Regions from separate parts of the Homo sapiens genome. Here regions 1 and 3 are each linked to region 2. A link is a loop called in an ENCODE intact Hi-C map of the cell type or tissue named here. Cell type or tissue: heart right ventricle. All regions are shown on one strand.

Region 1 (8,000 bases), 140 kb after region 2:
ATGAAGGTTGTGGTTTGCCAATATACAAAGTAAACTAATGCCACAAACTCAGGGACAGGCCCTCTTACTTTATTTGTCATGGGACCATCATTGAAGGAGAACGTACTCTGAACCTGGTATAGACTAATCCATCAGTCATTTGGTCATCTGCAACAGGGAAGACCAGTTTGGAGGGGAGGAAGTAAATAAGGTTGGATAGATGTGTAGCTGGAGTGATTATTAGTCATGTGGTCCATTGTGACCAATAAAGGGTAACTCCAAGAAATACTATGAAATGTTTAGATTTGATATTTAAAATAGTTGTGTGAAGTAGAAATTGAGTATCCAGATGGAAACAATCTGCAGAGTGAGATGTGTGGACCTAACTAAGGAGAACTTGGGAGAGGGTAGCTGGAAATGGCATTCATTCATTCGCAGACAATAATCACAGTTGACTGCGTAGCTCCTCAAGTTTAGCTTATTATCCTGCTGTAGTTCTGTCCTTTGCTGTGCTGAATTCTGCTGCCCAGGGACTTGAGCTTGGCTCAGTATTCAGTGAACATACTATCTTCTGGGCCAGTGCTTTAGCTGTGTTTTTTTTTTGTCCTGTGCTGTCATAAGCCTCATGTTTCTGTTGTGTTGGCTTGGGTTCTTGTCTTTGACTTTCTTCTCTCTGGGGGCCTCTGCACTCTCGCTTTGCTGTGCTGTAGAGTTATCCCAGATGCAGAACCAGCCCTCACTCTCACTCTTGTTCTGTTTTTTGGTGTAATGTCTAGCTTTATTTGCAGCTCCTTCAGCAGACTGCCTCCTCTGGGAACCTCAACACCCTGAGCAGCCTCCACCCAATGGGAGGTAAGTGTTTCACTGCTGCAGAGGAGCAGCAGCACCCAGGCCAGCAGACCCAGCTAACAACAGTCTTGGGAGTTTGGCATCGTTTCTGTGAAAACATTTTTTTGCTTATTATGTAAACCTGACCTAGGATAAACATCCCAGGACTCAATTTTCTTGTCTCTATACAGTGGCTCTATGGCTAGTTGATGCCACATTGCTCTGACGTTATCTGGTGCCTCCTAACCTTTTAGGTCACTGTTGAAGAAGAATATGGAAAAGGGCTGTTTAGCTCCTATAGACTGAGGCTGTTCTCTGATAAGGGGAAAAAATTGCAAGAACTCTTTATTTCCATTATAAAGTGACTTTTCCAGTGACTGCAGAAAAGCCAAAGATGGCTTCCATGCAAATGCCCTACCTTGAAGCTTCTAGAACCCAGGCATTTGGTTTACCTGTGTATCTTCTTGTTTCTTAGGTGAATTCCTATTTTGTTGTTGCTATTATCGTACACAGAAAACTTAAATGGAGTGCCACAACAAACCTGAGCTAGGGCCCATCAGGAGTCGGTTGGGGGTAGGGCATGGGACAGCTTCAAAGCTGCCTGTGCCTACACCCTCTGCATTGGATTTAGGCTAGGCCAAATGTGCATTTGAGAAAGGCATAGTTTTCAGTGAACTGCATTTTGCTCTTTGAAAATTTTTGATAGTCATTCACTTTGTCTCAGGAAATTATAGTTGGCTATATTTTTGGAAAGTTGCTAGATTGTAATCTGTATTGTATTTTAATTCTCGTTTACTCTTTCCACTCCCCCCACCCCTCACCCCATCCATCTTTCCATTGTCTAGTAAATGGTTTGCAGCAGCGACAGCACAGTTTAGATTCCTTCTTCCCCTTTCAACTGTGTTGTCTGGGCTCTACTTGGAAGTCTTTCACTCAGTGATTTTTCCTCTCTCCTCTTTCTGGTGATGAATCTGCTATTCAAGTGACAGTGTCTTTATTCTTTGTGTCATTGCTGCTCTGCTGTGTTCTCCCTTGTTTGCTCCTGGGCCTTCTGCATCTGCCATGTTTTCTGCGTGTTCCCCTCTATTACAGAGAGCGAATCCCCTGTAAAGTGTGAGTGAGGGGCCTGGATGCAGTCCCATTCTGTGCTGTAGGTTTTGGCATTGTTCTCCTGTGCTCCTGGCCCTATGGTAGGCAGTTTTTCTTGGTTTCCTAATTGCCCACACCTTTATTAATGTACACTTGGCATGGTATGCTATTGGATTAGCCATCTCTTCTCTGAGGAAATGATTTCAAGTTTCTTAATGAGTGATACATGAATCATTTTTGGAGCCCTGTAATGTTGTTTGTAAGGCTTATCTAGAACAGTTCCTCTTTGTCAGGGACCAGCCCTCTGCCAGTGTGTGCTTGTCATTGCTGGAATGGATATGAAGCACCCTTATCTGCTGGCTAATCTCTTGCTTTGGATGTTGTAGGGTTGAATGCAATGCAGTTACAGAATTTGGCTGCACTAGCTGCTGCAGCTAGTGCAGCTCAGAACACACCAAGTGGTACCAATGCTCTCACTACATCCAGCAGTCCCCTCAGCGTGCTCACTAGTTCAGGTAAGCATGAGGATGACCCAGTGTGCCATTATGTGCCTTGGACAGATGCTTTGTGTTTAAAGGCAGAGTCCAGAGAGGGAAAATAGTTAACACCTGTTTCCAGAGAGGTCAGATTATGAGCAACAAATTTTCAAATGTCATCTTTTGTACTTAAGAGAAATCTTCCTGATTTTCAATGTGCTGTGGCCATTATTTGTCTCTGTCCTGCAAGGACAGTTGTTAGAATTAGTAACTGAAAACCTCTTTACAAATAGCATACTTGGATAGTGACACTTTTTCTTGTATTTGGCGAGAATGCCAGTGATGGGTTGAATTTTAACTCCTTGCTTTCTAATAGCAGGGTCCTCACCTAGCTCTAGCAGCAGTAATTCTGTCAACCCCATAGCCTCACTTGGAGCCCTGCAGACATTAGCTGGAGCAACGGCTGGCCTCAATGTTGGCTCTTTGGCAGGTAAGGGGCAGCACCTGGCTGTCATCAGACTATTCTTTGTGCAGGTAGCACATCTTAACCCTGGTAGGGGCACCACTGGAATGATTGCAGTGGCCCAGTGAAGTTAAAAATAATCATGAGGGCCAGGTGTGGTGGCTCACACCTCTAATCCCAGCACTTTGGGAGGTCAAGGTGGGCGAATCACGAGGTCAGGAGATCGAGACCATTCTGGCTAACACGGTGAAACCCCGTCTCCCCTAAAAATACAAAAAAATTAGCTGGGCCTGGTGGCGGGCGCCTGTAGTCCTAGCTACTTGGGAGGCTGAGGCAGGAGAATGGCATGAACCGGGGAGGCAGAAGTTGCAGTGAGCCAAGATTGCGCCACTGCACTCCAGCCTGGGTGACAGAGCGAGAGTCCGTCTCAAAAAAGCATGGGATTTTTAAATCAGACCTGAGTTAAATCCCACCTGTGTCCGTTAGCTAGCTATAACTTCGGACCACCTTTCTAAGGACATTTTCTCATCTTTGAAGTGGGAATAATAGAATACTTTGAAGGATTGTTAAAAATTAAATGAGGCCAGGTACAGTGGCTCATACCTATAGTCCCAGCAGTTTGGGAGGCCAAAGCAGGGGATCACCCTAGGTCACAAGTTCCAGACCAGCCTGAGCAACATAGTGAGAACTCCATCTCTACAAAAATTATCTGGGTGTAGTGGTGCATGCCTGTAGTCCCAGCTACTTGGGAGGCTGAGGCCGGGAGGATTGCTTGAGCCTGGGAGCTTGAGGCTGCAGTGAGCTATGATTGTACCACTGAACTCCAACCTAGGTGACAGAGTGAGACTCTGTCTCCAAAAAAAAAAAAAAAAATTAGAACATAGGTAAAGTGCTGCTGAGCACATTGCATAGTACAGTAGATGACACATAGAATGTACTTAGTACCTGTTAGTTGCTGTTTTAATGGTAGGGTTCACCCACATCTTGTCAGAAATCACATGTACCCCTTTGAGTTTGCAGTCTTGGGCCTCTTCTTTTATGACATTCTAGCTCATTATGAGAAAGTGGCAGAATAGCCAGATAGAAAATGGAGGCTCTCATTCCACAGATTGGATGAAGGTAATGGGGAGCACAACACCCGCGTATGGCATTTCTTAATGTCCCCATTAGCAAGGCCTGGTGAATGTCCTGAAATCTAGCCAGTCAGATAGTTTCTTCTCAGGGAGAAACTAAGAGGGAGATAAAGGGGAGAACTTTGGAGTTTTCCCTCTTCTAGATGTCCCAAGTAGACTTGTCTTTGGCATCAGTTTAGTCTTTCTAGTATATTAATCCTTCTCTTCCTCCAACCAAGGAATGGCTGCTTTAAATGGTGGCCTGGGCAGCAGTGGCCTTTCCAATGGCACCGGGAGCACCATGGAGGCCCTCACTCAGGCCTACTCGGGTATCCAGCAATATGCTGCTGCTGCGCTCCCCACTCTGTACAACCAGAATCTTCTGACACAGCAGAGTATTGGTGCTGCTGGAAGCCAGAAGGAAGGTGAGTGCAAAGGGAGATCGGGGTCAGGTATGGGGGGCGGTTTTCCTCCTATACCAGAACGGAAAGGCAGAGCAAAGGCTGAGGGAACCAGTTAGGTCGTCAGACCATTGTTTTTCTTTGACAGTGTCAAGTGTAGACTGAGAAACCCTGTGAAGTGTGATCTGCTTTTTAAATGTTTTCTGGATGTGGCTCAAATCAGAACCTCTGTGTGCCCTCTTGGGATGGGGCTGCAGTTTTTAGATGAAGCAACAGACACTGACCTTATCGGGTCTGACACATTTGACAAGAATGTTTCTGTTAGGAGGTCTTCTCTACAGATTACAAATCTATCAGAGGATCTTCTGTCTGGATGTCTTCTGTTTCAGTGTCCCTTTTAGCTATATCATTTGGCATTTTCCTCACTTTCTGATTGATGTTTGTCCTGATTGAAGACAAACTGAGGGGTGATGGGACAGAGTTTGGCCCATGAGTTGATGGAGTGGGAAGTATGTCGTTTGACACAAATGGTATTCAATTTAGGAGAAAAATAGGAGAGACTCTTTAGCCAGAAAGAGGCCTGAAGGTGACTTACATGAATAGAAGGTCCTGCTGACACCTCTGTGCTCAGATTTGACTGGGTTTTTATAACCAGGAGCTGGTATAAGCACTAATGTAGGAAAAAGATGAGTGTCCTCTTGTCACAGCAGAAAGTCCTGGTTCATCTCTCCTCACCTGCTGTGAATCACTTATATCCCCTAGGGATGTGGTAGTAGGAGAATGTAGCGTGAACCAATATTTTAGTGGAGACTGTGGAGACAGACAATAAATAAATGAAAGCATGAGGTGTTTCAGATGATCCTCTGGAGAATGACAAGCCGGGAAGAGAGATAGGGAGTGTCAGAGGCACTGCATTTTATGCAGAATGCTCAGAGAATGTCTCTCTAGATTGACATTTAAGCAGAGAACTGAAGGAAGTAGGAAGCAAGTCATGCCTGAATCTAGAGAAAGAAGAGTAACAGGGGCATAGGAAAAGCAAGTACAGAGGCCCTGAGGCAGCAATGTTCCCTGATGTGTTTGAAAAAAACAGGGAGGCCAGGGTGGCTGGAGAATGGCTGGACTGCAATTGTAATAAAGCTTTTTGGTTAGAAAATCATTGAGTAGGCTGGGCGCAGTGGCTCGCGCCTGTAATCCCAGCACTTTGAGAGGCCAAGGCAGGCAGATCATGAGATCAGGAGTTCGAGACCAGCCTGACCAACATGGTGAAACCCCATCGCTACTAAAAATACGCCAGGCATGGTGGCGCCTGCCTGTAATCCCAGCTACTCGGGAGGCTGAGGCAGGAGAATTGCTTGAACCCGGGAGGCGGAGGTTGCAGTGACCTGAGTTCACGCCACTGCACTCCAACCTGGGCAACAGAGTGAGCCTCTATCTCAAAAAAAAAGAAAGAAAAAAAAAGAAAATCATTGAGTGTAAATAGTCAGATGAAGAATGTATATTCTGTTTTTAAGCTCAGTGTTAATCATGGGTGCATTTTTAAAACTAATTTCTTATTTTCCCATTTACATATGATGAAACTCACTGATTTTGGCATACAGCTATATGAGTATTGACAAACAGTCCTAGTCCTGCAACCATCACCACAGATTAGGAACATTTCCATCACCCCTAGAAATTCCCTCGTGCCCCTTTGTAGTCATTCCCTGCATCTGGCAACTACCAATCTGTTTGCTGTCCCTGTGGTTTCTAGGCATTATTTGGAAACCTGTTTTGTTTATAACCCCTTTTCACCTCCTCTTCTGTGTTCCTCTCTGAGCCTACAGTCTCTGTTTTCCTGCTCCACACACAAGTCGGCCTGCTTTATTATCCCAACACTCCTCCTCCTGCGGGTAGAATTTCTCACATCCTCAATGAGATGGAGCTTGGCTGAATGTGAGGGAAGGAATCTGTTTTAATGTTTGCCTTTGGTTCCTTGCTTTGTATTTAGAGAATCTGTTTAGTTCCCCAGATGAATCTCTGTTTTTAGGGATTGTGACAGTTTTAACATAGGTGGAAATGAAAGATCACTGGTGCAGGGCGACGAGCATGTTTGACACTGATACTTTTCCAATTCCTGGGTATTTTGAAGGTCCAGAGGGAGCCAACCTGTTCATCTACCACCTGCCCCAGGAGTTTGGTGATCAGGACCTGCTGCAGATGTTTATGCCCTTTGGGAATGTCGTGTCTGCCAAGGTTTTCATAGACAAGCAGACAAACCTGAGCAAGTGTTTTGGTATGTTGGCTTCTCTCTGGTGTCAGGATGGGATTAGTATTTTACCACTGAGAAAGAAGGAGCTCACTGCAGAAAGATCTGAATATGAGTTTGTGGTGTTGTTTTAACTTGGCCATGGGCAGGTCATTATGACCTCTTTTTGAGCCCCAGTTTCTCATTGCTGTAGTGGAGGTAAGGATTTCTACCCACACTGTTGCTCCAGAGAGAAAAATAATATATGGAAAATGGTTTGCAAAAAAACCTTTAAACAGTCCAGGTTTGTGCCTGTAAGTCCCAGTACTTGGGGAGGCCAAGGCAGGAGGATCGCTTGAGCCTAGGAGTTCGAGACCAGCCTGAGCAACAGAGTGAGACCTCATGGCTACAAAAAATTAGTCAGACGTGGTGGCGTGTACCTGTGTTCCCAGCTACTTGAGGCTGAGGTGAGAGGATCACCTGAGCCCAGGAGGCCAAGGTTGCAGTGAACCATGGTCACACCACTGTACTCCACCCTGGGTGACAGAGCAAGACCCTGTCTCAAGAAAAAGAAAAAAACCTTTAAATTACCATGTAGCTGTTAAGTGGTACTATTAAGAACCTAATTTATTTCGTATGACATAATGTCCAGATTTCTTGTCCCTGCTGAATAAAATTGGGATTTGAGATGAAGCACATAAGGTATCTTGCATAAGGAGGACTGAGAATCTCCTTGCCTCATTATGTCCCTCACCTAGGTTTCTGCTTGGACACACAGGTTTTGTAAGTTACGACAATCCTGTTTCGGCCCAAGCTGCCATCCAGTCCATGAACGGCTTTCAGATTGGCATGAAGCGGCTTAAAGTGCAGCTCAAACGTTCGAAGAATGACAGCAAGCCCTACTGAGCGTGCTCCCCTCTGAGACTGGAGTGAGAGGGTCTTCTGGTAAGTGGGGGAGGAGCACCCTTAATGATTCGAAGCCCTGAGGCTGTGTGTTGACAGCCCTGGACCCTGATCCCTGCCACTCTCGCAGGCACAGCTTGCCCTGAAGACTCGGCTACTGCCTTCTGTGGGAGTTTCGCTTCGTACAGAGGACAAGTTTGTGCTTTGGTTTCCAGTGTTTTACTTTGGAGTTTAGGTGCCATATCCTGAGGTTTTTTTTGTTTTTGTTTTTGTTTCTCCTTTATTTAAAGTTTGCTGTGTTTGTAACCAGTGTGTGTTGAGAAGGACCAACACCAAACCACCCTGGGGAAGGGGGACAGGGAAACATTTAACACAGACGATGATCAGGATTTGCCCCAAACCACCCCAAGAGAGAGGACTGAGTGGAACAAAAAAGTGACCCCCAGAACCTCTCTTAGTGTGAGGGTGGGTAGAATGAGAACTGACACCTGGGAGCTGTGGGGAGCAGAGCGGCTTTGGGGAAGA
Region 2 (8,000 bases):
TGGTCCCTGTTTAAATGGAAAAAATGGCCTTTCCTTCCTTCCTTTTCTGACTAACACTCTGTTATAGGAAGAAAGCAGACAGAGAATGGATTACGGTGTCAAACACACTTAAAGTAGGAACAGTTGTTCCTGTAGGTGCTTACAACAACAGCAAATCTTGATTGGGCATTTACTGTATACCAGATATCATGCTAAGAGCTTTTCTTACATCAGCTCATGTAATCCTCAAAACAGCTGTGTGAGAATAGGTGTCATTCTTAATCACCCATTTCACATATGAAGAAACTGGGGCTTAGAGCAGTTTAGTGCCAATTACATAATGCAAGGTCACATGGCCTATATTTGGGAAGGCTCAGATTTATACTCCAGAGTGTACTCAGTTGCACTCAGAACATTATTACTTTATTTTTATTTACTTATTTGGTTCTTTATTTTTTAGAGACAAGCTCTGTCGCCCAGGCTGGTGTGCAGTGGTGGCATCACAACTCACTGTAGCCTCAAACTCCTGGGGTAAAGCAATCCTCCTACCTCAGCCTCCCAAGTAGCTAGGACTACAGGCATGCTTCCACCATGTCCTGTTAATTTTTTTGTTTTGTTTTGTTTTTGAGACAGGGTCTCACTCTGTCACCCAGGCTGGAGTGCAGTGGCATGGTATTGGCTCACTGCAACCTCTGCCTCCTGGCTGAGGTCTCTGGCTCAAGTGATCGTCCCACCTCAGCATCCCAGGTAGCTTGGACTACAGGCACATACCGCTAAGCCCAGCTCATTTTTTTGTTTTTTGTTTTTTGTTTTTTTTAATTTTATTATTATTATACTTTTAAGTTTTAGGGTACATGTGCACAACGTGCAGGTTTGTTACATATGTATACATGTGCCGTGTTGGTGTGCTGCACCCATTAACTCATCATTTAGCATTAGGTATATCTCCTAATGCTATCCCTCCCCCCTCACCCCTGTTTTTTGTTTTTTGTTTGTTTGTTTTTTTGTTTTGTTTTGTTTTGTTTTGTTTGAGACGGAGGCTTGCTCTGTCATCCAGGCTAGAGTGCAATAGCACGATCTTGGCTCACTGCAACCTTCACCTCCCAGGTTCAAGCAATTCCCCTGCCTCAGCCTCCTGAGTAGCTGGGATTACAGGTGTCCGCCACTACGCCCGGCTAATTTTTGTATTTTTAGTAGAGATGGGGTTTCACTATGTTAGTCAGGCTGGTCTCGAACTCCTGACCTCAGGTGATCTGCCTGCCTCAGCCTCCCAAAGTGCTGAGATTACAGGCGTGAGCCACCATGTCTGCCCAATTTTTTGTATTTTTTGTAGCAACGGGGTTTTGCCATGTTGTGCAGGCTGGTCTCAAATTCCTGAGCTCAAGTGATCCTCCTGCCTTGGTCTCTCAAAGTGCTAGGATTACCGGTGTGAACCATCACACCCGGCCTTTAATTTTTTAATTTCTTGTAGAGATGGGGTCTTACTATGTTGTCCAGGTTGTTATTACTTTGATTATAAGATTTTATAAGTAGTCCTTAGAAACATGATTTCATTTCATTAAGAAATAAATAGGCCGGGTATGGTGGATCACACCCGTAATCCCTGCACTTTTGGGAGGCCAAGATAGGCGGATCACTTGAGGTCAGGAGTTTGAGACCAGCCTGGCCAATATGGTGAAACCCCACCTCCACTAAAAGTACAAAAATTAGCCAGGCACGGTGGCGCGTTCCTTTCCCAGCTACTTAGGAGGCTGAGGCAGGAGAATCGCTTGAACCTGGGAGGCAGAGGTTGCAGTGAGCCGAGATTGCACCACTGCACTACAGCCTGGGCAACAGAGCGAGACTCCATCTCAAAAAAGAAAAACAAAGAAATAAATGAAAGCTAGCACTTACTGAATGTTAGGCACTGTTCTACATGACTCATTTGCTAAGCCAGCTGGAAAGTGGCAAAGCCAGAATCCAACCTGGGCGTTCTGTCTGCCCAGAGTAAGAACTTAATAAGGAGAAATTGTAGTTAGTTCATAGTAGCTCAGCCTTTCAGAGAATACTAATCCTTGTTCTGTAGTGATAGTCCCAGTTTTGTCCTAGATTTAGTCACGTCTCCCAATTGGACCTCTCTGCTGATTTGGATTGGCTGATCTCATCTCGCTAGATATTATTTGTGTTTTGTTTTGTTTTGTTTTCCAGGGGAATATGAGCCGAGGAAATAGCTTATTTTTCCGGAAGGTCCCCTTTGGGAAGACTTATTGTTGTGACCTGAAAATGTTAATTTGAAGATGTGGGGCAGGGACAGTGACATTTCTGTAGTCCCAGATGCACAGAATTATGGGAGAGAATGTTGATTTCTATACAGTGTGGCGCGCTTTTTTAATAATCATTTAATCTTGGGAAAATTCAGGTGTTTGGTGTCTGCCTTTTTTGTTCTTTTTTCCAGCACAACATAACTTACCACTGATACTCCCCCTTTAGTTATTCTGAATTAGGATATTTTTGCTCCAAATTCTTATTTTACTTAACCAGAAGGGAAAAAAAGTTGTATTTTCCTGAAGCTACAGGCACTTTGTCATGTGATTTTTGAGTCTCAATTTAAGGCTTTGTAAAATGAAGAGTAGAATTCCAAGAAAAATGAGAAATAATTTTGTAAAACTTAACAAAATCACTAAATTAAACTATATGGGAGGTTATGAATTACTTTTTCTTGGGTAGACCCTAAAATGTCAGTAGCATGCACCAGAATCTGACTCCCATTATGCTTCTAAGCACATTTCATTGACCTTGTCTCTCATACTTCAAGAAAAGGACAGTACATTGCTACATTACCCTAGAAAGTCTGTGTGAGGATCTGCCCCTTCAGTCTGTTATTGCAAAGTAATAAAATGTCACCTACAGGGAGCCTCTGAGCCTACTCTAGTTCAAGAGGCTACCTGAAAAAAAATAAATAAGATAAAGGGTCAGCAACAACAAAGAAAAAGACAATTACAGAAAATAAGCAAGATTTGGAAAGGAAGTATAATGGCACTTTTTTCCTCAAAGGAAGTTCTTGTTTTCACATAAAATATGAAAAGCAGATCCTGCAGGAGTAACCCCCTTCTTTAAGAGCCAAGTATTTGCCAGTGCTTAAATTACACCATACAGTTCTAATTATATATAATCTTTTGTTCTTCAGTTTTTTGTTTTGTTTCCTTTTTGTTATTGTTGCCGAAGGTGAGTAGTTTTGCATTTCTGATGACAGCCTTGGAAAGTATATTTGTAACTCCATGTCTGGTAATGCCAACCCAAGTCGACATGGGTCTTAGGACACTGACCACCTCACATGCCATACCCTCAGTTAAGCATGTTAACATTTATAGGAGGAAAAAAATCACTTTGGGAGAAAATAAAATTCAACTCAAGCATAAAGCTTCTGTTTACTCAGGCCTTCTAAAAAGCAGGTTAAAATGCTCTAAAATGAGAAAGCCTGTGGTTTCACTTATTTATATAACTCACTGGGACATTGCCAAATGAGTAAGCACTTAATTCGCTGCTTCTGAGACTTCTCTGTCAAAACAGCCCCACTGATAATATTAGACAGAACGAGAATGCAGGGGTCTCTTCCCTCCCCTGGGGTTTAGGAAGCTCATGAGGAGCTCGGCTTAAAATGTCTTTGATGTCTCTTCCTTTGTCTCAAAAAGTAATGTCAATTTTATATACTATTTCAATATTACTATCTGCATTTGTTTTAATATAAAAATGTTTGCTGCCTACCTTTTTCTCCCAAAAAATCTTTAAGTAAAGATGATCTGGGAAAATGTGCCATGTTTATCCTGTGGCTTCTGTGAACTTTCATGCTTGCCTATTCCTAGTTGAGAAGCATGTCTGACTCTGATAACCAGTCTACCACCAGAGGACGCCAAGGCTTCAGTTTTTCCTGTGCAAGTTGGGTGGCTGAGAAATTTCTCCAAGGCCTAGGATTGCTCAAAATACTAGTCCAGCTGTTTCAGTCTTGCTGCATCCAAGCTAGAGGTCTAGTCAGAGTCCTATACCTATGATCCTCCATAATATCTTACTATAAGCTACTAACATAAAAGTCTAAAGATATTCAGGGGCTAGGAAATGCAGGTAGGTGCCATTAAGAAACACATGCGACCGGGCGCAATGGCTCATGCCTGCAATCACAGCACTTTGGGAGGCCGAGGCAGGTGGTTCACCTGAGGTCGAGAATTCGAGACCATCCTGACCAACATGAAGAAACCCTGTCTCTACTAAAAATAACAAAATTAGCCGGGCATGGTGGCACATGCCTGTAATCCCAGCTATGCGGGAGGCTGAGGCAGGAGAATCTCTTGAAACCCAGGAGGTGGAGGTTGCAATGAACTGAGATCACGCCATTGCACTCCAGCCTGGGCAACAAGAGTGAAACTCCCATCTCTTAAAAAAAAAAAAAAGAAAAAAAAAGAAACACATGCAAGAAATAATGAACTCAGTAAGTAATATGAACTTAGGCTGGTTGTGGTGGCCCATACCTGTAATCCTAACACTTTGGGAGGCTGAGGCAGGTGGATCACTTGAGGCCAAGAGTTGGAGACCAGCCTGGCCAATATATCTACTAAAAATACAAAAAAATTAGTCGGGCATGGTGGCACGCACCTGTAGTTCAGGAGGCTGAGGCAGGAGAATCGCTTGAACCTGGGAGCTGGAGGTTGCAGTGACCCAAGATTGTGCCACTGGGTGACAGAGTGAGACTCTGTCTCTTAAAAAAAAGAAAAAGAAAAGTAGGGGTTCTCTAGTAAGCCACTTGTGAAACTGGTTTTCCTTTGTGGTACCAAGCTAAGTTGCCACAAACTGTTCCTCTAGAGTATGTGGTGACCATTGAAACCTTGACTTAAGAAGAGTGTGGGGTGGGCTGGGGGCAGTGGATCACTTGAGTCCAGGAGCTCAAGACCAGCCCGGGCAACATGGTAAAACCCTGTCTCTATTTTTTAAAGAAATAAAGGGAGGAAAATTAGCTGGGCGTGGTGGCACATGCCTGTAATCCCAGCTACTTGGGAGGCTGAGGCATGAGAATCGCTTGAACCCAGGAAGCGGAGGTTGCGGTAAGCTGAGATCGTGCCATTGCACTCCAGCCTAGGCAACAAGAGTGAAACTGCATCTTAAAAATAAAGAAGGTATGGGTTTCCTGGAACTTTGGGGGATCATTATAAAAATACTAGGGTAAAAAAGCAACCTTAGTAATCCCAGCAATTTGGGAGGCCGAGGCGGGTGGATCATGAGGTCAGGAATTTGAGACCAGCCTGACCAACATGGTGAAACCCTGTCTCTACTAATACAAAAATTAGGCGTGGTGGCGGGCACCTGTAATCCCAGCTACTCAGGAGGCTGAGGCAGGAGAATCGCTTGAAATCGGAAGGTGGAGGTTGCAGTGAGCTGAGATTGCCCCACTGCACTCCCGCCTGGTCAACAAGAGTGAAACTCTGTCTCAAAAAAAAAAAAAAGCAACCTTAGGATGAAAGAAACATTCAACATAAGCCCTATATTCCATCATCTCTGTTACCTCAGCATACCTTGACTTAACTATAATTTCCTATTCTAGAAATGTCCTCCCCCTCTTGCCAGTGACATGTTTCTGTACTGTCAGATTCAGTTCTAGTGCCATCTCTTTGTGAAGTCACTGAGAGTCCCAACTGGGTGAGAGGGCTGTGCCTTCAAACTCTCCCTCCTTCAGAGCATGTAATGATAGTACAAACTAACTGACAAAAACTACATCCAACACCAAGTTCATGTTTTATACAGCAGGAGCATTACTTCTCTCTGATTTGAAAATCTGTGGGGGAAAAATATATATTTAGTCCTTTAAAACAGGCCAACTAAAACAGCCTGCTTGGATAATATAGTGAGACCTTTTCTCAACACAAAAATTTAAAAATTAGCCAGGCTTGGTGGTGTGCACCTGTAGTGCCAGCTACACAGGAGGCTGAAGTGGGACGACTGGTTGAGTCCTGGGAGGTTGAGGCTGTACTGACCTATGGTCGCACCACTGCACTCCAGCCTAGGTGTCAACTGAGAGCCAAAAAAAAAAAAAAAAAAAAAAAAAAAAAAGCCTCACTGGGCTTTATAGAAAAGCTAGTGGGGTCGTGGCTGGTCTAAGTGCAGCAGTATTGCAACTAGTTGATCACAACCAGTTAACAGATTTTTTTTTCCTTCTCCCTTTCCACTGCTTCACTTAGCCTTTAAAATGTATATTAAAATAAAAGACTGGGTGCGGTGGCTCACGCCTGTAATCCCAGAACTTTGGGAGGCCGAGGTGGGCAGATCACTTGAGGCCAGGAGTTCGAGACCAGCCTGGCTAACATGGTGAAACCCCATCTCTACTAAAATTACAAAAATTAGGTATGGAGGCGCATGCCTATAATTCCAGCTACTTAGGAGACTGAAGCAGGAGAATCGCTGAAACCCAGGAGGTGGAGGTTGCAGTGAGCCAAGGTTGCGCCAACGTACTCCGGCCTGGGCAACAGAGCAAGACTGTCTCAAAGAAAAAAAAGAGGCTGAGGCAGGAGAATTGCCTCAACGTGGGAGGCGGAGGTTGCAGTGGGCAAAAATGGTGCCATTGCACTCCAGCCTGGGCAACAAGCAAAACTCCGTCTCAAAAAAAAAGAAAAAAGAAAAACTAGCTGGTCAAGTGGTAGTAATTGTAGGTGGTCATTTTAAGGTACTGTGGCAGATAAGGGAGCAAGACAGGAGAACAGATTGGTTAGTAGTGACTGCCAAGCCTGTTGTAGAAGTTCTAATTGTCATGATTTTTTGGTAGGATAGGCATCCTCGTTTTATGTGAGACTCTAATTAAGCAACTCACTCGAAATCATAGTCAGGAATTTTCAGGGCTGAATTCAAACCAGGGTCTATCAAATTCCAAGGTTTTTTTTTTTCCTTAATAATTCTTCCAGGACATGAAGCCAGTCGAGGCATTTTTATTCTTTCGTGGAGGCTATAAAATGCTAAAATTGTAGCCAGTAAACCACATTGTGTTTTTGTGTTTGTTTGTTTGTTTGTTTGTTTTTGAGACAAGGTCTCTCTCTGTCTTGCAGTGGCTGATCTCGGCTCACTGCAACCTCCACCTCCTGGGTTCAAGCAATTCTCGTTTCTCACTCTCCCAAGTAGCTGGGATTACAGGTGCATGTCACCACCCGCGGCTCATTTTTTTGTATTTTTAGTAGAGACGGGCTTTCACCATGTTGGCTAGGCTGGTCTTGAACTCCTGACCTCAAATGATCTGCCTGGGCCTCCCAAAGTGCTGTGATTACAGGCATGAGCCACTGTGCCCAGCCAAACCAAATGTTATGTAAGCCATCCATCTGAGGAAAGTGGGCCTGCATTTGTAGTCAAAGCAGTGAACAAGCTCCCAACAGAGTAGAATGGTCTTAAATAAGGAAAGACAGATCTTGCCTCTGCAGAATTATAAATAGCGGAAACAACTGAAAATAGAAATGATCACCATTACTTTTCTAGACTATTATGATGGTTTATATAGATGAAAAGCTAAGTTACTGTATGGCAAGGATTTCTTCCTAGAGAAGAAATCTTCCTAGAGGTACCATTAGTTCAGTGTAGTAGAACTCCTAAGACATTTGGCTGGTAACATTTCTTGAAACTGATCTATGTGTCAGCACCTCTACTGGGTGCTTCTAAAACATCCTTGCAGAATGGATGGGTTCATTCAGGCTGCCTCCCAAGGTGGCATGGTAGTTTCTATTTTGGCATTTTTGTTTTTGTTTTTTTAAATACAAAGATATTTGTCTTACCTCCTTTTCAGAGCTCTGTTTAGGCTTTCCTAAAGAAGTCACAAGTGCTGGGTGCAGTAGCTTATGCCTGTAATCCCAGCATTTTGTGTTTTTTTGTTTTGTTTTGTTTTGTTTGTTTTTGAGACAGTCTCAAAAACACTGTGCCCAGCCAATCCCAGCACTTTGGGAGGCTAAGGTGGGAGGATCACTTGAGTTCTGGAGTTTGAGACCAGCCTAGACAACATAGTGAGATCCTGTCTCTACTAA
Region 3 (8,000 bases), 120 kb after region 2:
TTTTTAAACTGTAGCATTGTCGCTTTGGGTTGGACATGCAATTTCAAATAATCTTTTGGGAAGGAAGTATTTTATTATTTTAAATTACTGGATTCTTAGTCTCCTATCACAGAGAAGACTGGTAGCTACAGTCAGTGTGTTTAGTATCATCTACAACATTCTGTATTAACATACAAAGTGCAATCCTGGACCTTGATTCCCCCCACCCCCGCCGAGTCTAATTGAAAATACAGCTCAGCACGTGATTTTAGGAACATCAAATTGTCCTTTACCCTCCAAAAAAAGCAAAACTGGATCAATCTTGATTGGCAATTTGCCCAAATAAATTGTGAGAGTGAGAAACCTTGTTAGCTTGCAGTACTGTCCAAGAACTGCTGTTGTACACAGCCAAAATGCTAACCTAACCCTGAGTTGTAGCTGCTAGGAACCTGAATTCTGGACTTTGTAGAGAAGGACACATTTCCAACCCCTGATTTCAGTCACTGTAACCAGGCTTCAGAGTATTTTGGAACCTCCAGCAAATGAGCTTTAGGTTATTCAAAGCCAAGAATATTAAATGGTAGAATATTCTCTAGATAACAAGTGTTAATGCAAGTCTTTGAGGTTAGGCCTCCATGTGCAAATCAGTCTACCCTGGGATTAGATGTAACAGGTGTGGATAATAGTAGATACCAAACAGTTCTTTGTGGAATAGTTGGGGGGCAGGGCTCAAAGTTAGCTCTTTCTCTCTCTGTTTTTGAAACAGGGTCTTGCTTTGTTGCCCAGGCTGGAGTGCAGTGGCACAGTCACAGTTCACTGTAGCCTCAACCTCCTGGGCTCAAGCAGTCCTCTCGCCTCCGCTTCCCAAGTAGCTGGGACCACAGGCATGCACCACCACCTGGCTAATTTTTAAACTTTTTGTAGATATGAGGTCTCCCTGTGTTGCCCAGGCTGGTCTTGAACTCCTGGGCTCAAGCTATCCTGCTGCCTCGGCACCTGGCCTGTCTTACTCTTTTGAAGTGGATCTTATGCCTCCTCTGTAGTCTCCAAAATTACGGTAATTTAAATGTCTTTTTATGAGAGTTCTTTACTACTAAAATTTTATTTTAGCTGTAACAGGTGAAATTAAAGTGAATATCATGATAAAGATTTAATACATAATAAGGATATTTCCATGTCCCAGGATTTATGATCCTTAGAAACAAGGCTGTTGCTCAAATTGTCTTTCATTGTAATACTTCCTGTGCTTTGCCACTGCCTGGTGTTCAACCCAACATTGACACAGCATTCTTCTCAGCCTGCTTTCTAATCTTTTAAGAGATTGGACCCATTCAATATCCCATTAAATCTGGACCATGGACCACTGCATGAAAGTCACCTGGAACTTAAAAATTCAGATGTTTTTATTCTAGAATAGGACCCCCAAGACTCTAGAAACAAGTGTCCAGCATGTTTTTTTGTGCACACTAAAGTTCGAGAGCTAGTGGACTTAACACAGGTCATTCTCAGAGTCAGTCGGGGAATGGATTGTCAACATTTTTTCCAAGTACGTTTGCATCTGTTTTAGTCACCCATCTTCACCAAAACTTTGCAAGGGTGCCTGGGCGTAGGCCATTGCCCCGATTTTAAACATGAGAAACCCAGTTGAGAGAGAGATTGAGGACAAATAGTAATCAGTGTTGGGCCTGAAGTACAAGTTTAAAGGTAAAGGTCTTTTTATTTTTGCCCACTAGACCAGGCTGCCTCTAGTGTCAGTGAACGGTTAGCCAATGTTCTTGATTCTTCATTGATCACTCTTAAGCTTCCACTGGTGCTACTTTGCCTGCATCCTAAGATATGGATATTTTCATGAGTTGTGTCCCAGACTTTTTTCTTTTCATTCTCCCATTGCTTAAGGGGACACTGATGTGCTTCTCTGCTTCTCAGATCTCTGTTCCCCCAAATGTCTTCTGAGGTCTAAGACTTTATTCTAAATACTGCTCATTGATTACTTTTCATCTAGAGACTTCCCCACAAAAAGTAATTCCCATATTGTCTTCACTAGAACCCAAGAGTTGTTAGTTTCTTTCTCTTCCTCTCCTCCTTGGAGTTCAAGTGAACTCCAGATCCTAGTGTATCCTGGCCCAAAATTCCTCAGTATTGGCTGAGACTGGGTGCTAATCTTAGGTACTAGTTTATGCAAGAGCCTTCTGATCTCCATGTTCCCTGCCTTATTTCATCCTCCAGATTATTTTTAGGTATCTTTTAAAAGGACAGATCTGATCATTCACTTAATCTAAAATCTTGGAATAAACTCCAAACCTGTCTATAACATGGAAAGCCCTTCACTGGGTCTCTCTGACCTACCTCTTTATTCTTAGTCAGCTTTCTAGTATGATCTCTTCTCTGTTTCTGTACTCTGCCCACAACTTTCTCAAGTCCTTTTTCTCCCTTCTGATGTTATCCCACTTTTCCCATCTCTCCTCAGTCCTTACCATTTCTTCATCACCCTTAGGCCTCTTTCCTCCATGCCACGTAGCACTTTTTCTAGTTGCCTACTCTATGCAGCTGAAATCTCTGCACACACACCTCCCCCTCCTCCAAATAAAGTAAAATCATATTAGCCACTTCTTTCATAGAACTTTTAAACATTCCTTTATAGGATTTGTAGAGGATTATAGTTGTGCCCTTCTACTTTTTCAGTGACATTGCCTCAAGGGCACATATTGCTCAGTCTTACAGAGCCCTATAGTGTGTAGTATCTGGCACCATAGCAAAAGCTTGGGAATTACAGTTGAATGAATGATATTAAAGATGATTGCAGAGATAAGATCTCCAGATCTTATCTCCATACCTCAGGGAAGAAGGCTGAAAACCTTTAAAAGCATATTGTTAGCTATTCTGTTGTTGGATGGTGACTTTAAATTATTATTGTCTTTATTGTCCTTAGAGATAGCTTTTTCTAGTACCTAACACCCCACATGATAGGAAGATTGACCTTTATCCAAATGAAAATTAACTTTCTCACAGCATAAATGTATTATTCTGTCTTGTTCTCACTAGGGAGCAGCTGGTAAGTAACTCAGGCCAGTGTTTCTGGGCCCTTTTTATTCTCACGCACTTCTGTTCCAGTTTTTCCACAGCACTGTATGTGAGCCAGAGGGACCTTGTATAAGGGTGGGTGGTAGCAGAAGTTTGGAATGCAACAAGTATTTTTGCCTGCTGGGGAGGTGGAGGGATTGGTAAGTATCTGAATTTTTTCTTTTTGTATAATTAAAGGGAAGTCAACAGGTAATGAGAAAGGGGGAGTGAAAAAATAATGAAAGGTTTCAGGAATTATTTTTAAACAGGTCCCGTTTGAAGGTCTTGTTTGGCTGCAAGGAACAGATGTCCACTCAAGCTAGCATATATGAAAGGGCTTTCTTATAAGGACACAGGTGGACTGAACTGTAATCTAATCAGGAGCTCTGCAGCTAGAAGACCTAGAAAGTGTATCTTTCTGACTCCAGGATATATAACTGCTCACTCTACATGTACCTCCTTTCTACTCTTAACTACCTTATAACTTTGGTTGCAACATGACTTTTCTTCGGATCCCTTCTCCCTCCCCTTCACATTGAGACATAATTCACATACTATAAAGTTTACCCTTTAAAGTGAGCAATTCAGTGATTTTTAGTATATTCCAGAGTTGTGTAACCATTTCCACTATTTAATTGCAGAACATTTCATCACCCTTAAAAGAAACCCTGTACCCATTAGCAACCATTCCCCTCTTCTTCTCCATGTCTCCCTTCCCCCATCCCCATTCCTAAGCAACCACCAACCTACTTTCTGTCTGTAGATTTGCCTGTTCTGGGCATTTCATATAAATGGTAACATATACTATGTGGCCTTTTGTGACTGGTTTCTTTTACTTAGCATAATGTTTTCAAGGTCTTTGTTGTAGCATGACCCATTGTCTTTTGACCACAGCACTTTGAGCTTCTCCATTTAACCCATGCTATCTCTAGTTGCAACTTTTCCACTTCTGACTTCACTACTAACTGCCTGTTTCTGTTAACCAGTTCCAGATTCTGTAAAGTAGTGCTGTCAAATAAAACATTCTGTGATGATGAAAATATTCTGTATCGCAGCTGGGGGCAGTGGCTCGTGCCTATAATCCCAGCATTTGGCAGGCTGAGATGGAAGGATCCCTTGAGGCCAGGAGTTCGAGACCAGCCTGGGTTTCACAGCAAGACCCCTGTCTTTACAAAAACAACAACAACTATAAAATGTTCTGTCTCTGTCTCATACAGTAGCCACTAGCCACATGTGGCAAGTGCAACTGAAGAACTTAGTTTTTTAAATTAAGTTTAAATAGCCACTTGTGGCTAGTGGCTATCATCGTATTGCTCAGTGCAGCTATAAAGGAGCTTGATTGGCCAGGCCCGTTTTTGTTTTAAGCATAGGTCAAGGGTCTTAAGTTTCTGGCCAGCCAATGGATCAGCTTGCCATTGGGTTAAGACCCACCACATGGTTTAGTCACTTGGGGCCAGAGGATGGGAAAAATTTGGAATAGAACATTTGTGCTGCCCCTGAGATAGGCCTGGGGTGGGGAAATTTTGAGAGGGGAAAAGAAAGGAGAAAGAGAAGAGAGTGTTCAAGAATTTTGAACAAATACATACTTTGAAAATAACAGCTCTTTTTTGTTCCCTCGTGTGTCTCTTCCCAATTGTATCCCTATTGTATTTTCTCATAGTATGTTTCAGCAGAAATCAAGGTAGACGAAGTAACCTCTTGTCCTGAATTTTCATAGTTGCTCATTCTTAATAATGGCAGCAGAAGCAACAATGAGAGTAACTACCTCCTCAGGTATTACTATTACTGCTTCTGCTGCCAGTAGTAGAAACATAAAAAGAGAGGGGGTAGGTTTCATCCCTTTCCCCTAAAACACTTGCCACTTTCTGATCTTCCTCCTCTTCACATTCTTGCAGGCCCTGATTTGCCTTTCTTCTATCCTGTTCCCAGGTCAGGGCTGGCAGTACTGCCCCAGGAAATAGGAATTTCCATAGACTTGCCTCTTAGGAATGACAGGGACACTATAGATACTTCTCCAGGGAACTGCTGAATTCACTGGTTCTTGAATGGAGATGATAAATATACATAACTCTCCATTGAATGGGGAAGTAAGGTACAAATTTGAGAATGTATTTAATGATACAAAGAGTAAATGGATGATGTGGTAGCTGATGTGTACCCAGATGGCTTTTTTAATACAATGGTTACTTTTAATCATAATGACAACATGCATATTGGAAGTATATGTGGAAGAGGGAGAGTGTTGTTTCTCTTCAGACACAATATCAGAGAAAGTTTGTGACTGCTTATTACATACACACGGGTATACATGCGGGTTGTTGCTATACCTTGGTAGTGCTTCTCAAGCTGTGTTAAGGGACCATATCTCTCCCCACCCCCACTCCCTTGTAAAATGCAATGAGAATGATGTAGGGGAAAAAATAAGGTATGAGCTTGTATTTTACATTTATTATTACTAGACTGAACAAATACAAAATTGCTCAGTCTAATTTCTGTAAAAATTTCCAAAGAGTTAAGTTTGAAGATTGCCCCTGGTCCTTAGGCCACACCTTGTGTGTGTGCACGCCCTTTTTTTTTTTTTTTTTTTTTTCTTTTTGAGATGGAGTCTTGCTCTGTCGCCCAGGCTGGAGTACAATGGCACGATCTCGGCTCACTGTAGTCTCCGCCTCCCGGGTTCAAGTGATTCTCCTGCTTCAGCCTCCTGAGTAGCTGGGACTACAGGTGTGTGCCACTACACCCAGCTAATTTTTTTTTTTTTTTTTTTAAGTAGGGACGGGGTTTCACCGTGTTGTTCAGGCTGGTCTCAAACTCCTGACCTCAGGTGAGTCACTGTCCCCAGCCTCTTGGGCCACAGTTTGAACAGTGCTACTCTATGGGAGTCTTCTGGCTATTGAATTGGTATATAAACAGGGAAGGGGAGGTTCATGGTGTAGGTAGACCTGGAAAAATAGAGAAGGATTTGGAGAGCTAAAGAAGAGCAAAGGATGACATTTCTCTAGAATCTTGAGTCCCTGCTAAACTTTTGGGTAAACTGTAATCTACATATATTGACTTGTGTTTATGCTTTAGCACTAAACAGGATGCAAAAGTTCAGAATTGGCACACAAACAACAGAGGGAAGGGGCAATCTGGGAGCAGTTGCCTCCGTAATACAGATTGATAAAACTGCTTTTCAGAAATAGCTGTCAGCTTCCTTATCAAAATGTATTCTGGGCACCATTGGGGTTCTTTGTTAACCCACTCTAGAATAGAAATAGAATGAAAGATTAGCAACATTCTAGTAAAATGCTATTACAACTGGTAATTAAAGTTGTCGGGACAGGTTGTAGGGAGCCAGTGTTTCACTAGTGATAGGGCTGCCTTTTTTTTCTGGAGACAAGATCTCACTCTGCCACCCAGGCTGGAGTGCAGTGGCCCCGTCTCAGCTCACTGCAACCTCCACCTCCCAGGTTCAAGCGATTCTTGTGCCTTAGCCTCCCGAGTAGCTGGGATTACAGGTGCACGCCACCACACCCAGCTAATTGCTTTGTATTTTTTGGTAGAGACGGAGTTTACCATGTTGGCCAGGGTGGTCTCGAACTCCTGACCTCAAGTGATCTGCCTGCCTCGGCCTCCCACAGTTGCTAGGATTACAGGCATGAGCCACCATGCCTGGCCATAGGGCTTTTTTTCATCATGGTAGCTGATTTCTGTTGGAACATTAGGATTAAGCATTTAAAAGCAGTCACATTATGTTTTTGCCATGACCTGCCACACATTTTAAATTAACAGATTACAGGAAAACCAGTAAAATGATGCCATCTGAAACACTCAAAAGAAAATAGGCCAGGCGCAGTAGTTCCATGCCTATAATCCCAGCACTTTGGGAGGCTGAGGTGGGAGAATCGTTTGAGCCCAGGAGTTTCAGACCAGCCCTTGCAACATAGTGAGACCCTCTCTCTACAAAAAAATGTTAAAAACTAGCCAGATGTGGTGGCGCACACCCGTAGTTCCATCTACTGGGATTGCTGAGGTAGGAGAATCGCTTGAGCCTGGGAGGTCGAGGCTGCAGTTAGCTGTGGTCATGCCACTGCACTCCAGCCTGGGCAACAGAGCGAGACCATGTCTTTAAAAGAAAAAGGCGTATTAATCCTGTGGCAATTAAATAATCATAGGAGATAATAGCTGCTCTTAAATTTGGGTGCTGTTTTTGTGCATAGCACTCATTTTATCAGAGCTAATTGGTTAAATGGGGACTGTTGAAACTTAAGGAATTTCTCCTTTCACACATTTGAGTGCTTACTTTGAACCGGATACTATACCCAGTGTGTTTACAAGAATGAACAGGAAATAAAATGGTTTCTGCCTGCAAGGAGCTGTCAGTTTAATTGGGAAGAGGTGGATACAGCCCGATTATGTTCAAAGGTGTTAAGCATAATTTTAATGCTAAAATTTCCACAACGAAGGTGGAAATTTAGTACTGTTGGAGTCCTAGGATTGTAGCTGATTAGTTAACCTGGAAGAATATGGGGAGCCTTCACAGATATAGGGTTAGGAATTGGTCTATATTCCATTTGTCTTACAGCTTTTGAATTTAGATAGTGCTAGAGTCATCAAAGGTGATGTGAGAATAACCCCTGTAAGTGTTGAATTATAAAAGATTCAAGGCTGGGTGCGGTGGCTCAGGCCTGTAATCCCAGCACTTGGGAGGCCAAGGCAGGTGGATCACTTGAGCTCAGTTCAAGACCAGCCTGGCCAACATGGCTAAACCCCAGCTCTACTAAAAATACAAAAATTAGCCAGGCATGGTGGCGCATACCTGTAATCCCAGCTACTCAGGAGGCTGAGGCATGAGAATCACTTGAACCTGGGAGGTGGAGGTTGCAGTGAGCTGAGATTACGCCACTGCACTCCAGCCTGGGCAACAGAGAGAATCTGTCTCAAATAAAAAATAAAGAAATAGGCTGGGCACGGTGGCTCAT

The links. Peaks named below come from ENCODE experiments on the same cell type or tissue, not always from the same donor. Only the 100,000 strongest peaks of a DNase experiment are listed, where the experiment ranks them.
Region 1: it touches region 2 in a loop (2.7-fold over the local background); 11 of 110 quality-filtered maps call a loop at or near these places.
Region 3: a loop joins it to region 2, with 2.5 times the contacts of the local background. A loop is called at or near these places in 8 of 110 quality-filtered maps.

Annotation. Positions count from the first base shown.
Region 1 is chr11:47,471,708-47,479,707 of GRCh38, reverse strand. CELF1 (CUGBP Elav-like family member 1) reads left to right here. Exons shown (of 15, transcript NM_001376376.1): 10 at 756-831; 11 at 2,283-2,411; 12 at 2,749-2,862; 13 at 4,187-4,372; 14 at 6,477-6,620; 15 at 7,351-8,000. The coding sequence ends at 7,478. Among named protein-coding and RNA genes, the nearest start is that of RAPSN, 27 kb to the right of the region's middle. In heart right ventricle, no CTCF peak of the experiment used is centred here; no DNase peak of the experiment used is centred here; H3K27ac peaks cover 738 bases.
Region 2 is chr11:47,613,086-47,621,085 of GRCh38, reverse strand. MTCH2 (mitochondrial carrier 2) reads left to right here. Exons shown (of 13, transcript NM_014342.4): 13 at 2,167-3,769. The coding sequence ends at 2,253. Among named protein-coding and RNA genes, the nearest start is that of C1QTNF4, 23 kb to the right of the region's middle. RefSeq lists a silencer at 3,474-3,533. In heart right ventricle, a CTCF peak has its summit at 3,854 (motif pointing right); a DNase peak (open chromatin) is centred at 3,865; H3K27ac peaks cover 1,074 bases.
Region 3 is chr11:47,491,143-47,499,142 of GRCh38, reverse strand. All of the region lies in intron 3 of CELF1 (CUGBP Elav-like family member 1), which reads left to right. Among named protein-coding and RNA genes, the nearest start is that of RAPSN, 46 kb to the right of the region's middle. In heart right ventricle, no CTCF peak of the experiment used is centred here; no DNase peak of the experiment used is centred here; H3K27ac peaks cover 1,064 bases.